Regions from separate parts of the Homo sapiens genome. Here region 2 is linked to region 1. The links are chromatin loops, found by intact Hi-C in ENCODE. Cell type or tissue: endothelial cell of umbilical vein. All regions are shown on one strand.

What was found. Peaks named below come from ENCODE experiments on the same cell type or tissue, not always from the same donor. Only the 100,000 strongest peaks of a DNase experiment are listed, where the experiment ranks them.
Region 2: it touches region 1 in a loop (2.5-fold over the local background); 1 of 110 quality-filtered maps calls a loop at or near these places.

The regions. Positions count from the first base shown.
Region 1 is chr2:170,154,242-170,156,741 of GRCh38, forward strand. No RefSeq gene overlaps it. Among named protein-coding and RNA genes, the nearest start is that of MYO3B, 23 kb to the right of the region's middle. RefSeq lists a silencer at 1,283-1,332. In endothelial cell of umbilical vein, no CTCF peak of the experiment used is centred here; a DNase peak (open chromatin) is centred at 1,040; H3K27ac peaks cover 1,302 bases.
Region 2 is chr2:170,072,510-170,075,009 of GRCh38, forward strand. UBR3 (ubiquitin protein ligase E3 component n-recognin 3) reads left to right here. Exons shown (of 39, transcript NM_172070.4): 36 at 919-1,098. Among named protein-coding and RNA genes, the nearest start is that of MYO3B, 100 kb to the right of the region's middle. In endothelial cell of umbilical vein, no CTCF peak of the experiment used is centred here; a DNase peak (open chromatin) is centred at 962; H3K27ac peaks cover 347 bases.

The sequences.
Region 1 (2,500 bases):
CCATAGACACAAAACCCCCCAACAAATTATTAGCACAACAATCCAGCAATATAAAAAAAGAATACTACGCCACAACCAAGTGGAGTTTATCCTGAGAATGCAAAAATAGTTCAGTCTGTGAAAATCAATCAATGCAAGTCACCCTATTAATAGTCAAAAGAAAAAGCACATGATTATATCAATTGATGCAGAGAAAGCATTTAAAAAATTCAACATTCACTCATGAAAAAAAAACAGCGAACTAGGAATAGAAGGGAAATTATTATTATTTAATTATTTTTGAGACAGGGTCTTGCTCTGTTGCCCAGGCTAGAGTGCAGTGGCATAAACATGGCTCACTGCAGTCTTGACCTCCTGGGCTCAACCAATCCTTTTACCTCCACCTCCCAAGTAGCTGGAACCATAGGTGTATGCCACAATGCCCAGCAACTAATTTTTTAAGAAATTTTTTATAGAGATGAGGCCTTGCCATGTTGACCAGGGAGGTCTTGCACTCCTGGGCTCAAGCAAGTTTCCTGCCTCAGCCTCCCAAAGTGCTGGGATTACAGGCATGAGCCATTGTGCCTAGCTGTGGCTCATGCCTGTAATCTGTAATTCTTAAACCTGATAAAGGATACCTACAAAAAGCCTTGAATGTGGCAAAAACAACAAAGAGTTCTCAAATGCTGGGCAACACTGCACAGTACAATTGCTTTCCTTGTCCTAGTGTAGTGCAGCAATAAAATCCCAAGGCATCACCCTTTCCAAAATTGCGCTTATTGTTCCTGATAGTCTAGTGACCAGCAGTTGGCGAGAACATGAGTGCAACAAAAGTGAGCTCTGGATCTTTATTATGTAGCACTGGGATCGGGACTGCACACTCTGTGTCTTACTGTGACTACATCGTGCAGAAATGGGGTGGTGAAAAGAACATTAAGTTGGTGGAGAGGCACTTTGCTGAACAAGGATATAGGCGCTGATAACAAGGCTGTGCATCAGGAAGCTGGCAGTTAATCCGATCTTGGGCGCCTCCTGGGAACCAGAGCCAGCAATCAGCATCACGCAGAAAAACAGCAGGGATCTGGAAATGAGATTTCTGAAAGTCAGGAAGTTGGCAGTTGAGTCAGAGCTGCAGAACCAGCTGGAATAAGAACCTTTAGCTATCAGTACCAAGTAACAAAGCAGCAAGGAAGAGCTCACTAAAGGGACCATGGAGAGTTTTTTTCATTGTTTTTTTTTTTTAAATGAAGGGACTCAGAAATAAAAAACTTTGCTTAATTATTGTTACAGCCAGCCAGAGATTCGAAACAGCAGAGTCATAAAGAGAAATGTCTCATGAAGGTTATTCTCTCATGCAGACAAGTGCACTTGAATTTGTAGTCAGACACTTCTGCTTTTGAGCTTGTTTCTGTCAACCAGACTTTCCACACTTTCTTCTTAATGACTGGAACTTCTGACTTTCCCAAGCTTTTCCATGAGAAGTTGGGTCTCTCAGTCAGTTCAAGCAGAAAAAAAAAAGAAAAGTTTAACAATGAGGCAAAGTTGGAAGTATAATTTCAGGCGTTCTAATCTTCAGCACACACTTAAATTCCTGTCCTCCTCTGGAATTGCTAACAGAATGCGTCAGTTTAATTGCTCAAAGAATGTGTCAGTTAAAGCTTAGCTTAACTATAGTTCTGAAGTTGAGCTGCTCTGGTTCTCAAGATGCCCTAAGCAAAGAAAAGTACAGAATTTTGCAGAGGCAAAGAAGTGGTACGGAAAAGTCTCAGAAACAAGCCAGCTCTTCCTGGAAAGAAAAATCACTGGGTCTCTCGGTGGCCAACAGCAGAACTCCAGCTTTTTATTTGAGACTCACAGCCTTCAAAGCAGCACGTGTGATAGAGAGCACCCATTATGGACATCCGACGACCTGGGTTCAGACCCACATTTGCCCCTCTGAGATAGTGGTGATGGTGGACTCTTGATTCAGGCAGTCTGGATTCAAGGGGCAAGTCTGATATTTTCTTATTGTTGACCATGAGCAACTTAGTTCACCTCTTTGTGCATCAGTTTCCTTATCTATAAAACGAGATGATAAGCATATCTACCTTATAGAGTTGTTGTGAAGATTAAATGAATTCCTACTGCATGTGTAAAACGTCTGGAACCATACCTAGCTCATTGTAAGTGCTATATAAACGTTTGCTGTTATTATATACTAACTAGGTACTAGGATAATTTACCTGTCTGGTTTCAGCTTCCTTAGCTGTAAAGCTAGAGTGCTGGTTCTCAAAATGTGGTCTGGAGACCTCTAGCATCAAAATAACCTAGAGTATCAGTTTAAATAAAATCTCTTAGAGCATGGCCTGGAAAGGAGCTTATAAAAATGCTTTCAAAGTCATTCTTATGCATGTTTATCTAATCATAGGAGAACCCACATAATTAAATGAGCGTTGAGTTCATTCTAACTGTTGGCATTGAGTTGCTTTGGGAAGAAGAGAGAAATTATGCCCTGAGAGGCACAAGCACTGACCCTCTGACA
Region 2 (2,500 bases), 82 kb before region 1:
CATATATACATATGTAACTAACCTGCACATTGTGCACATGTACCCTAAAACTTAAAGCATAATAATAATAAAATTTAAAAAAAGTAATAGGAACATAAATGCAAGAATAAAAGTGTTTACAAGATTTGAAGGACTAATTATATCTGAATGGAGCTGAGTGGTCTGAGGTTTCATTAAATGGTGTCAGGGAAGGCTTCCCTAGTGAGCTGGAATTTGGAGGATAATAGGAATTGATTCTGTGGACAAGGGAGAGTAGACACATTAGCTTCCTATGTGGTCTTTCGGTTAAATAAAGAGGGATTGGGGAATATATTTCTGTGTTTCCAAGACTAATAAGCTTCTTTAAATATCAACTTTTAAGATATGAATTCTTGGTCACTGATATCTCTGGTACTTTTATTAGCAAATAGAGCTTTGGATTACCTGGCTCCTAACAATTCCACCCCCCTTTTTAAAACTGATTTTGTTTCACACTCATTCAAAGTCTAGGCACATTATTTAGCACTCTCTCGTGAATTCCATGTTTTTATTATTGTTCCTTATCCACACTGACAACCTAAAAGTTTTAAACCAGAAATAACTTTCTCTTTGCCCCATATTAACATTTGCTTTCATAGAGTAGCTAGGTTCTATAGAACCATTAGATATATAACAACTCTATTTAAAAAATAAATGTATAAAAGAAGCAGATGACATTTAGGAGTTATATTTCAAAGAGATGTATTTTGGGGATATTTAGATATAACAGCTAGGAACCTTTTTCTCTCTTGTTTCTCTTACTCCCTTCACTTTTTTTCAGTTGACTCAGTTAAGAAAGTTTTCTTATTGTCTCAAAGTAATTGATGAGGGTGACCTTTTATGTAATAGGAAATGTTCTTGATGAAATATTTTCAGAATTTCCTATTTCATGTCTAAAAGGAAGAAGAAGAATTTTCAGTTCTTGCCAGCTGCCTGGGACTTCTGCCAACGTTTTACCAAACAGAACATCCATTCATCAGTGCCTCCTGTCTGGATTGGCCAGTTCCAGCATTTGATATTATAACTCAGTGGTGTTTTGAGATAAAATCATTTACTGAAAGACATGCAGAACAAGGAAAGGTATGTTAAAAGAGTTGTACTAGCTTGTCACGGTGGTGATATGCTAATAGGTAAGAGAATAATGAGGACTGTTAAATTTTAGGTCATCTGTTTTTGACAGCAATTATAAAACTTGATTAAATTGAAAAAATTGTTTACTTATGTAGATTGTATTTATAATGGAAGAAATATTTCAGCTAACAAAGGTAAGGCATTAGTCAATACTTTTAGTTTGTTTGGGGTCAGCAGATTTTTATTGAATACCTTAAGTAATCATAGGATTAGACTTGGTAGATACAAAGGAATTTTAAGGTAGACAAGGAATTTACATTTTTGTTTGAAGAACTGGCTTATATTTTTAAAACAAATTGGACTAGCAAATCTAAAAGGTCATGTCTTTAACTTTAAAATTTCTTGGGCCTATGCTACCAGCTCAGCTAGTTAAAGGGTTTGTATTGAAGATAAGTAGAGTGGGAACAGCAGTGAGTGGCTGTGTATGCCATGGTTGGAGTCTCAGAATTCTAGAACTACAGTTTTTTAAAATTGAATAATGTGATGAAAGTAGTATTTTGGGGAGTAATTCTGGTGTCTTTTTAGTGGATAAATTAAAGTAAGGATAAAGGGAAGCCAGAAAATATTTAGGTGGTGAAAAAAATCTAGACTATTTTTCTGATTGTAAAACTTGGAAAGTAACTAATGTAAGAGACATTTGAGAAAAATATAGGACTTGGTGACCAGATGTACATGACTTTAAGATCTTGAACTCCAATCATTAGGAGAGTAGTGTCTAGTATATACAGCTACAGTAGGAACATGCGGCTGCTTAAACACCATTGCTGATGCCCCATTGCCTATGGAAGAAGGTATGGACTCCTTGCATGGCACTCAAGGATCTTCACCATCTTGCTTGCCTTTCCATCTCATCGTATAGCCTCCCTCTGCCATTACCTTGCTCAAATCACAAAAGAATGTTTCATAAGTATGCTATACATTTTTAAACTTCTAGAACATTACTTATTGCTGTTACTAAAGCAACCTTCCTACCCTTCTGTTGAATTAATAATCACTGTTTGCTAAGTAACATTTACCTTTGCTAAGATAAATGTGACTTCCTCCATGAAGATTTGTCTGATAGTCCATCTTCCTTACATCCTAATCCCTTTTTTTTCTGTTGTTCTATAAGGCTGTACTTTTGTGACTTTCTCTAACAGTTGCCATGTTCATTACATTTGTTTCTTTAATGTATCTGAATGGGGGCTCCACGAAGCAGAAATTGTTCCTTATTTATCCCCGGTTTCTAGAAAGTGCCTCATATATACTAGTCACCTAATAAATATTTGTAGAACAATTAAGTTGTGGGGTGGTGTCTTTGGCAGAAATAGAACGTATTAAAGGGGAGCCAAGTTTCAGGGAAAGTGAGAAT